2 separate regions of the Mus musculus genome follow, and region 2 is linked to region 1. Evidence: chromatin loops called from intact Hi-C (ENCODE). Cell type or tissue: heart. All regions are shown on one strand. Links, peaks and the distances in the headings refer to the core of each region. The heading gives the core; the rest is flanking DNA.

Evidence for each region. A loop is a pair of places that touch in the nucleus more often than their neighbours do. Peaks named below come from ENCODE experiments on the same cell type or tissue, not always from the same donor. Only the 100,000 strongest peaks of a DNase experiment are listed, where the experiment ranks them.
Region 2: a loop joins it to region 1, with 2.5 times the contacts of the local background. A loop is called at or near these places in 2 of 42 quality-filtered maps.

What each region holds. Positions count from the first base shown.
Region 1 is chr19:61,137,698-61,143,080 of GRCm38, forward strand. Zfp950 (zinc finger protein 950) reads right to left here and starts at 3,143. Exons shown (of 3, transcript NM_001001737.2): 1 at 3,008-3,143. The coding sequence starts at 3,010. In heart, for the core only: no CTCF peak of the experiment used is centred there; a DNase peak (open chromatin) is centred at 3,164; H3K4me3 peaks cover 1,749 bases; H3K27ac peaks cover 1,144 bases.
Region 2 is chr19:60,867,642-60,873,024 of GRCm38, forward strand. It overlaps Prdx3 (peroxiredoxin 3), which reads right to left. Exons shown (of 7, transcript NM_007452.2): 3 at 3,779-3,920; 4 at 2,363-2,498. Among named protein-coding and RNA genes, the nearest start is that of Prdx3, 4.2 kb to the right of the region's middle. In heart, for the core only: a CTCF peak has its summit at 3,033 (motif pointing right); no DNase peak of the experiment used is centred there; H3K4me3 peaks cover 35 bases; H3K27ac peaks cover 58 bases.

The DNA of each region.
Region 1 (5,383 bases), core at 183-5,182:
CATAGCCTCACACAAAACAGCTATATCAGGGTCCTTTCAGCAAAATCTTGCTGGCATATGCAATAGTGTCTGGGTTTGGTGGCTGATTATGGAATGGATCCCCAGGTGGGGCAGTCTCTGGATGGTCCATCCTTTCATCTTAGCTCCAAACTTTGTCTCTATAACTCCTTCCATGGTATTTTGTTCCCTGTTCTAAGGAGGAATGAAGTATCCACACTTTGGTCTTCCTTCTTCTTGATTTTCTTTTGTTTTGTAGATTGTATCTTGGGTATTCTAAGTTTCTGGGCTAATATCCACTTATCAGTGAGTGCATATCAAGGGACTTCTTTTGTGATTGGGTTACCTCACTAAGGATGATATCCTCCAGATACATCCATTTGCCCAAGAATTTCATAAAAGGGAATGAAATTCTTAATGACTGGGAAACATTGGAAATAAAAACATGTAAGAGATTAGAGCAGTGGTACATAAAGAAAATGAAATTTAAAAATACCAATAATTGACTTTTTCAAAAGACAAATATAATTGAAAATGCATATAGGTATAATGACTTTGAAAAAGAACAGGCCCTTCCCTGGTAGAAGGGAAGATAATAAGATAATAATGAGATACTCTTTGACCTTTTCCCTGTGTGTAATGTTAGTTTCTGATATCTGTCTCAGATTTCTGAACTGACTTAACTGTGTCAAGGAGGATTTCACATATCTGCATAGTACAATCTTTTAATTGGAAATTTAATATTCATTGGCTCAAGCTAATCTTCATAAGTTGTATACCCATCAATCTAGTCTGTTTTCATTCACATGCTTGAATTAATAGATGCTGGAAAATTACAAAATTACTTACCCTGCCTGAGTCAGTTCCTTCTTCATAATGGTGACCTCTGCAGCTGACTACCTTAAACTTTAGTATGTGATCTAGCTCTTGTCTATCCTGTCTCACCCTGCAGTGTGTACAATAAACTGTTCTTCCTATTCTGGTCTGTTCTGCCATGCTCCACAAACAAATCCTTTTCCTGTTACTGCAATGGACAGTTCAATACATGACTCTAATGGGAAATTTAAAAACTCTGTTGTGGTACAGCCTTTTAAGTAAAGAACTTGGGAAGTTTAATCAAGAGGAAAGCAAGGTCATTGCCCTGGGGAGCAATGTGACCTGAGTCAACATAGCTTATCTCAGAAATATTTTTCTAAAAGGCTGAAAATGAAGCTGTCCTAGAATAAACATGTCTTCCCATGGAGAAATCACTGTACACAAAAAAGTTTAGTTAAGAAAAATGTCTTTAATGACAGGATGCATGCAGTGCTGGCTAATGTTCAAAGAGGAGGCAGCAGAGAAGAGATTTTACATTCCACATTTGCTGTCACCCTTAAGTGTCTTTTAGGTTCAGGCCTCAGGTTATGTTTTGAACAATTTAAATATGGACTGGAGTCTGCAAGTCTAGCCACTTAAATGGGAGATTTACACAGCAAAGATACTAACATAAATATTTAAGTATACCAGGATTTCTCTGTGTAGCCCTGGCTGTCCTGGAACTCACTCTGTAGACCAGGCTGGCCTCACACTCAGAAATTCGCCTGCCTCTGCCTCCCAAGTGCTGGGATTAAAGGTGTGCACCACCACTGACCGACCAGCAGATTATTCTTGAGTAACAAGGTTCTAAGTGGAAGATCCCTGAGGATGAAAAGGATAGGAAAAGTAGAAGGTAGAAAGTATAAAAGCTAGGTATGGGAGGTCTCACACAAACTATGTCTTATGCTAAGTAAGCTTCTTAAGAATAGCATCTTGTATACTACTAACAAGGGAAATGGAAAAAAATGGTAGACTTCTATGAAATCAGCAGCAACTATCATACAATGGGACAAACTCAGAAGGTGTCTAATAAACAGCGGTCCAAAGCAGGACACAGGGTATCTCAAGAACATTACTGACAGTGGATTTAGGACTGATAGCCACAGTCCCATGTGGTAGGAAGAGTTGGTTCAGGATGTGAAGCAACCCCTCCCAGAGCCCCAGACCACTAACAGTTCTCACAAGCATATCCCTTGCTTTAGAGGAGCTCTATTTTATTCTCAATTCATCAGGTCCTTAGGAAAAACTCTCCAGGTCCAGGCCTCAGTCTGCTACTGGCTCTGAAAAGCATGTTCCTGGGTTTCCTTCTCCATATCTGAGGGCCTCATGGAAAGCCTTGCTTGATTAAGCTAGCCCTTGACACAACAATGTTTTTTGTTTTCAAATGGTTGTCACCTGGTGTAGTCTTGCCTGTGTGGCAGAACTATGGTTTTCTCAAGAAGAAAACTGGGTCTTTATGGCACACCAGGCTTTAATGTTGGTTGTGACCATGTAATGCCTCCTTGAGCAGTTTGCTAAAGGCCTGCTCTTTTATATGAGGATGGGCTTAGTGGCTAGTTGTAAATAAGAGGTGTCTTCTTTGCTATGGTCTAGAGCCAAATTTCTGGATAATCTTCGTGAATAAACATGTGTATCCTAGTATCCTAATCTCTAACAGGTCTGGTTAGCACACTACTTATCTGTGGAGTGTTTATAGCAGTTCTCCCTGAAGTAAATTCTACTATCTCCTAAGCATTGGTAGATCCTTTACATCATCAATTCTACTCTTCTACATCTCAGCTTAATATTGGATTGCTACCCAATGCATGAGATGCCTTTTACAACCTCCACAAACTTAAGTCCAAATGGATCTTACATCTAAATATTAAATGTAGAAGACAAAAGGGAAACTAGGGCTCTCCGAGTTTGGCATCCTGCCAAGGATGTTTCTACACACAAGTCCCAACTCTAAAAGTTTTGCCCAGTCACAGCTCCCATAGTGAAGTTATTCAGTGGCTACCGCCGGATCCAGGGAATGACTATGACCACAAGGGACCTGACAGGTAGCCGCATCTGGCTGACACTTCCCACCTAGCCCCAGGGAAGACCCACCACAACAGCTCCCGAGGCTCAGCAGCCTGCTCTTCCCCATTGTGGGCAGTGACCCTGTGCTCACCATGTCGCGACTTCAGAGCGTCCCTCACAGTACCCAGTAGCAGAGTTCAGAGTACATCACACAGAAACCTTCAAGACTGCTCAGTCTCAGAGCGGAACTTGCTGCTCGACACCCGGATGAATCCTCCTCCTTTTCTGACTGGCAGGTCCATCTGAAGCCTCTGATTGGCCAGTGAGTCTTGTGTGACTTGAGCACCTCCCTTAGGGTAAGAGCGTGCTGACGTACACAACTTAGAAGTTCCCGGTTCAGGCTTCCAGTCCAGGGCAAAAGGTTTTCCAGATGTGCAGAGATGTACATTTCAGTAGCACTTGTGCCTGTCCTCCAATATCCTACCTGTCTGTCTTCCCACCCAGCCCCGCGGGAGGAACCACCACTCCAGTTTCCGCTGCTCAGCCACCTGCTCCTCCCTTTGTGGCAATAGATCCTGCACTCACTACCTTGCCACTTCAGCCCTTGCTTGAACTCCCCTCAGTACTCCGGAGGCACTTCCTTCTTCCTCCTGGAATAGCCTTTACATAGCCCATTACTCAACTTGCAGTAGAGTTTTCAATCTGGTCCTCAAGTGGAAGGATGCCCAGGGTATTAACAATTAAAGAGAGATTTTAGGAAATAAGATAATAAGATGTTTAGGTAAACTGCAGCAGCTATTTTTCACCTGGTAAGTATGAGACAACGCTGGGGGACAAAAGCAAGAAATAGATGACAAACACTATGGAGCACTATTGTTAGCCAGCACATCTTCCTCCTTGGGAAGGTGGAAAAAAACTGACTGATAGTTACCTGACCCTCGGGAAAGTCCCAGGTAGAGTTCAAATACCTGTCATGCTTGCTAGCCAATAGGTTTAAAGGTCAATATGCTTAGCCAATAAGGTTGAGGTATAATCTTGCTGGTGTAACCTGTGCTCCTAAAAAGTATAAAAACTGTAATGGCCATTTGGGGTCGCCTTCTTATTAACTCGTCTCAATGCTCTGGAAAATAAACCTCTTGCTTTTGCATGGGGTGGTTTGGGTGGGAAAGAAGTCCTCTTTGAAGATGAGCTCCACTTGTATAAGGTTGATAATAAAAACAAAATAAAAAAGCTCAACAAGAAGAAGAGAAAAACCCAGCATGTTGTTTTCTGACATTTCCTGTACTTCAATTCTCCTAGAAAGAGTGGGGCCAAAAACTTTCTGAATCACGTTGGGCTGTACTTAAGGACAATAACGCATTCACACACTTTTCTCCCATTTAATTTATCCTAGACATTGTATTCCAGCAAACCTTCAGAGGGCAGTGGGGAAATTCCTTTCACCCCTATCATATTCTACCCTGCCCTGCTGCACATCAGCTCAGTGGCTTACCAATGGCAAAGTTTTAGTGCAGTTTAAAAAAAAAAAAAAGTTCAGGGGTACAGTGTTTCTGAACAAAAAGAACTGCACTAAGTCCATTATAAGACACAAAATAGCTTTGAGAATAGGTTTGATAATTTTTTATAAAGAAAAAAATTTAAGATTTATTTATTTATTTATTTATTAATGCACATTTAGTACACTGTAGTTGTCTTCAGACACACCAGAAGAGGGCATTGGATCCCATTACAGATGGTTGTAATCCACCATGTAGTTTCTGGGAATTGAACTCAGGACCACTGGAAGGGAAGTCAGTGCTCCTAACCTCTGACCCATTTCTCTAGCCCTCAATAATGTTTCTTAATGAATCCATCCTATAATTACAGGGTAAATCAACACTTGCTTTCAAAACTTAAACAGTTGTGAAGCCATTTAATAACAACTAATATTTCATTCACAGTTTGTCAAGCTTCTTGTGCATGTCTCATGCTGCCATGTTTAAAAGAAGAAAAGATGCCTTTACTTCCATGAAAGTTGTAGTAAATACATTTTTTGAACCGAAGTTCTAGTGATGTCTGTATTCATCAGACTTCAAGACAAGGGAAAAAGAGACCCATACTTTTCAAATTCTTTTTAATATTACAACTAAGAGCTTTAGTTTAGAAATGTTAACATATTCCAAGAAAAGATTCCGATGAGCTTCAGTGAGTGTCCCCTAAGAAATGGGTACCTCATTAAAGTCATAGGCTCATGGATTTATGTCAGCATTTTATGGTACCTGTCTGCATAAAATATATTCTAGTGATAAAATGTATGTCATTATCAGGTAAGTATTTGCAACTGAGTCATGTTTTGGCTGTAAAGTAAGCAAAAGAATTAAGAATCCTGAGGTAAAGCTGGGTGTGGTGGCGCACGCCTTTAATCCCATCCCAGCACTAGGGAGGCAGAGGCAGGAGGATTTCTGAGTTCGAGGCCAGCCTGGGCTACAGAGTGAGTTCCAGGACAGACAAGTCTACACAGAGAAACCATGTCTTGAAGAAACAAAAA
Region 2 (5,383 bases), core at 109-5,108, 270 kb before region 1:
TGTTTTTCTCGGGTGGTCCAACAGGGTGTGAACCATGTACCAATGTTTAAAACCAACAATGATGGTGGCAAGTAATAAATTCACACAAGGAAATTATGTTTAACTTAATTCCCTCTTACTTTATTTTACGTGTTTGAGTGTTTTACCTGCATGTAAGTGCACCACAAGCATGCAGTGTTTGAGAAGACCAGGAGACGGTATGTGGTCCCCTGAAACTGGAGTTAAAGGCAGTTGCAAGCTGCTATGTAGATGTTGGTAATTAAGCCTGGGTCCTCTTAAAAAATAGCAGTGTTGGGCTGGTGAGATGGCTCAGTGGGTAAGAGCTCTGACTCCTCTTCCAAAGGTCCTGAGTTCAAATCCCATCAACCACATGGTGGCTCACAACCATCCGTAGTGAGATATGATGCCTTCTTCTGGTGTGTCTGAAGACAGCTACAATGTACTTACATATAATAATAAATAAAATCTTTTTTTTTAATTTATTTATTTATTTATTTATTTATTTATTTATTTATTTATTTATTTATTTATTATATGTAAGTACACTGTAGCTGTCCTCAGACACTCCAGAAGAGGGAGTCAGATCTCGTTACGGATGGTTGGGAGCCACCATGTGGTTGCTGGGATTTGAACTCCTGACCTTCGGAAGAGCAGTCCGGTGCTCTTACCCACTGAGCCATCTCACCAGCCCCCAATAAATAAAATCTTAAAAAAAAAATAGCAGTGTTCTTAACTGATGAGTCATCTTTCCAGTATCTATTATCTTGTATTAGTTATTGTATGCATGTTTGTGTGTGTGTGTGTGTGTGTGTTTATGCACACTCAAGCGAGGCACTGCACATGTATGGAGGTGAGAGGACAACTCTGTGGAGTTCTTTCCTTCCATTCTATGTGGGCTCCAGTGACAGAACTCAGGTTGTCATGTTTACCCAGAAGTACTTTTCCTGTTGACTACCTTCAATGGCCCATCTTCATCATTTTAAAAATGAGGAAACTAAAGCTCAAAAGGCTAGCCTGGCAGTAGTGGCACATGCCTTTAATCCCAGCACTTGGGAGGCAGAGGCAGGCAGATTTCTGAGTTCAAGGCCAGCCTGGTCTACAGAGTGAGTTCCAGGACAGCCAGGGCTATACAGAGAAACCCTGTCTCCAACAAACAAACAAACAAACAAACAAACAAACAACCCAACCCAACCCAACCCAACCCAAACAAAAAAGGCTAAGTACTTTTCTTCAGGCCATTGCTAGAAAGAGACTGGTTGACCTTATCTTTTGAGGCAGGGTCTGTCTCATGTAGCCAGACTAGCCTCTAACTTTTTATATAGCCAATGATGATCTTGAACTTCTATCTTCCTGCTGCAACTTCTGGAATGCTGGGATCATAGGCTATGCTAACCCATCCAGTGTATACGGTACTGGAGACTGAACCCAAGGCTTCTTGCATGCTAGGTAAAAGCTGTGAGCATACTCTGCCGTCTTTTCCAATTGTTAAAGCAACTGTTGAAATGAAAACTAAATTCTCAAATATAAAAATGAAGAAAGTAAATTATTCAAGTCACCATTGTTAGTCCTGAAACATACCTACTGAAATTTTGAATTTTTTCTTCCCTAGCAGATTTGTAGACATCAAAAATAGTACAGCCAACTATTAAGGGTTCAAAGTGTAGGCCCAAGAGGAGGTAAAAGAAGATGACAGCCACATCACTTGTCCCACTAAGCCTGTCTCCATTACTTGGAAGATATGCATGGAATGAGCAGTAAAGATACAAACAACATCCAGGGAGTTGTTACTACCATAGCTTACAAACTGCTGACAGGAGAGGATCTACAAAGAACCTACTTCAGGAGGATATGGCTCACCTGGTACAGGTACAGCATTTGATCCCCAGCAAGGCATAAGCCAGGTTCTAGAAGGTGGAGGCTGGAGGATCAGAAGTCATCTGAGCTAATACACCCTAACCTTGAGCCTGGAATACTTGAGATTCTGTTTTTGAAAGGAAGAAAGGAGGGAAGGCAGGTAGACAAATGTTCCCTTCAGACTGTCTTATGTTTTGACAACCTTTAGACTTTGTATTAAATCTCTCTTGTTAGTGCAGGGGGGCAGAAGTTGCTGGGGAATGAGCAAGAGACACTCCCACAAAGCTAAAAAGGATTTTGAATGTCATCATCACAAAAAAATGATTCAAGAAAGAGTACTGAATAGCTTGATTTGATCCATAGACAATGCACACATGTATCAAAACATCACATTGTATCCCATAAATATATACAATGTTTTTATTGTGTGGTCAGTATTATTTGTGAAGTAGAAGTGACACCAAAGAATAAAATAAGACCAAGGAAAGGTGACTGTCACCCAACCTACCTTTCTTGGTGTGTTGATCCAGGCAAGATGACTGAAGTGGGAATCCACTGAAACTGCAACTACTTCACAGTTTACATCATGAAATTCATTGGCTTTGTCACTGAAAGCAACAATTTCTGTAGGACACACAAATGTGCTTGGGGGGAAAAAAGAGAAAGTTTCATTAGATCATAAAAAAGCAAAAACTTACAACAGTTAGAAGTCTAAAACTAAATTGATTTGCTTAGGGGTGAAAGACATGAAATCGGCTGGGTATGCTAGGTGTGATAGCATAAACCTTTAATCCCAGAACTCTGATGGTAGAGGCAGGAGGATCTCTGTGAGTTCAGACCAGCCCGGTCTACATATGGAGACCATGACCCCCCCCCCCCAAAAAAAAAAAAGGGAAAAAGCAAGCTTCGTTTTGGGCATGGTGGCGTCTACTTTTAATCCAAGCACTGAGGAGGCAGAGACAAGCTGATCTCTCTCAGTTCAAGGCCAGCCTAGTCTACAGTGAGTTCCAAAACATCTGTAGAGAAAATCTTGCCTCAGGTAAACAAATGAATGAATGAATGGGATTGTGAGGCATGTTTAAAGAGTTAAAAGAAAACCTGTACTTTTAAATAAAGTAACTTTATGAAAAATTCATTTTATTTTTTTAATGTATGAGTTACACTGTTGCTGTCTTCAAATACACCAGAAGAGGGCATCAGATCCTGATACAGATGGTTGTAAGCCACTATGGAAATTGAACTCAGGACCTCTGGAAGAGCAGCCAGTGCTTTTAATTTCTGAGCCATCGTCTCTCTCCAGCCACAAAATAATAATAATAATAATAATAATAATAATAATAATAATAATAATAATAATAATAATTTCCTATATTACTTCTACCCAGACTGTTGTAAAGTTTAGACTGGCTTAGGGAACCATTTATCAAAAGTATGTGAGACAGAACTGTATTAAAGGCTGATAGTATAATCCAGTAAGAGTGCTTGCCTAGTATTCACAGGGCCCAGGGTTTGATCCCCAGTACAACCAGAAAAACTGACAGAACCATACTAAAACTCCTCCATTAAAAGGGCTGGGCAGTGCTGGCACATGCCTTTAATCCCAGCACTTGGGAGGCAGAGGCAAGCGGATTTCTGAGTTCGAGGCCAGCCTGGTCTACAGAGTGAGTTCCAGGACAGCCAGGGCTAGACAGAGAAACCTTGTCTCAAAAACAAACAAACAAACAAACAAACAAACGAATGGGGGAAAAAAAAAAAAAGGAAGGATGTTTCCTCCCACTATGGTTATATGAGGTACAGATGGCCAAGGACAGTGAACAAAAATTAAAAAGAATCTTTCTCTCCACTAAAAGAGGAATTTCAGCGTGGGTTAGAGATCAATACCAGCTCTCAGAGGGACATGAAAATATTATAAAATCAAACTTACAAATCCAAAGGGTAGAAGAAAAGCACCAAGTATTTTCCCTTAAAGTCGTCGAGACTCAGCTCTTTGAACTCTCCATTGACAACAGCAGTACCTTTAAAATAGGGCGCGTGCTGGGTGACAGCAGGGGTGTGGAAAGAGGAACCTAAAAAAAAGACCACACACCTGAATGTAGCTTGTCATCCACCACATCGAGTACTGCATGATTTTATTTAAACTCCTTTTGTTGGAACATATCAAGTAAACTTACTATTTGCCATAACTGGTGACATAAGTTGTTTATTAATTTAACTCAATAAGATGGTTCACTTCAGTTGTACATCTTAGGTAAAGTAATTTTGCCCTTCAGCACAATTCCAAAGTATATACACAAACTCAACTCAGTGGTAGGGAGGAGTGTGTGTGTGTGTGTATACGCGCGTGCGCGCACACACTTGTGAGCATGAATATGAAGGATGGAGGACACACAGATCCTCAGAAGACATCTACCATTTTTTAAAAACCCTTTCTCTCTTTTAAGAGTCTTTTATAAACTCAGCTCACCAAGTAGGGTAGGGTAGCTGGCACTGAGCTCCAAGGACTCAGTGGTCGCCTCTTTCTCAAGTGCTGGACCCATTGTATACTACTATGCCAGGCTTTCTGTGAGTTCTGAAGGTCAGCTGAACTTTGATCCTTATGCTAGCTGACTGACTGACTTAGCTCTCACTCCAACCCTAAAGAAAAGGTTTTTTTAAAGAACAAAAACTAGAAGAAATGAAATGCCCTTGGAACTACAAAAGGAAGAGGAAGAAGGCAGTAGAGAGCAGAAGGCAGCCAGACATGGAGCTAGCTCAGACTAGGGTGTGAGTATCACAGGACACTGACCAAGAGGGGCCAATACACAGGGAAAAGGAACAAACTCAAAACAAACTCAGCAAGTCTTAAAAGGACCCTCAGCAACAAGCAGCCAGATTAGCTCTTCACGGTAGAGAGAACAGAGTCTGAGAGGCTCTAATGCAGGAAAACAGATGTTTCCAGGAAGATTAGGCCATCAAAAAGATAAGAATGGTGGAGGCAATGTCTATAGTTAGTTATCTTGGTGAGAGGCACTGAGGCATGGCAGAGAGAAACCAAGAGCAGATGCAGGACATGTTTCAAACCTGGGGTGGGGTACAGTGGTGTTTTGTGTTTTCATTTTATCTAGTAACTTAGGTATCTTAGAGAAATAGCCTTTGTTAAGTATATTATACAAATATTTTCTTTTTCCTAGACTACCACTTTTTCTACTCTTTTTTAGGGGGGTGGGCATGGGGAGAGGTCTTGTTTATTTATTGTTCCCAGACAGAGTCTCACACTGTGATGCCCTGATTGGCCTGCAACTTTTTTTTTCTTCCTTTTTGGTTCTTCGAGACAAGGTTTTCTGATCTGTAGGCCAGGCTGGCCTCTAAATCACAGAGATCTGCCTCTGCCTCCTGAATGCTCACATTAAAGGCATGTGGCTCCACCACTGGCTTCCATTTTCTTTCTGTTTTCTTAAAAGTAAGTTTTAAAATTTTGACACCGCCAAGGACTCACTGTTCCTAACAGTTCCTTTTAGATCCAGCCATCTCTACATTATTCTCATATCCA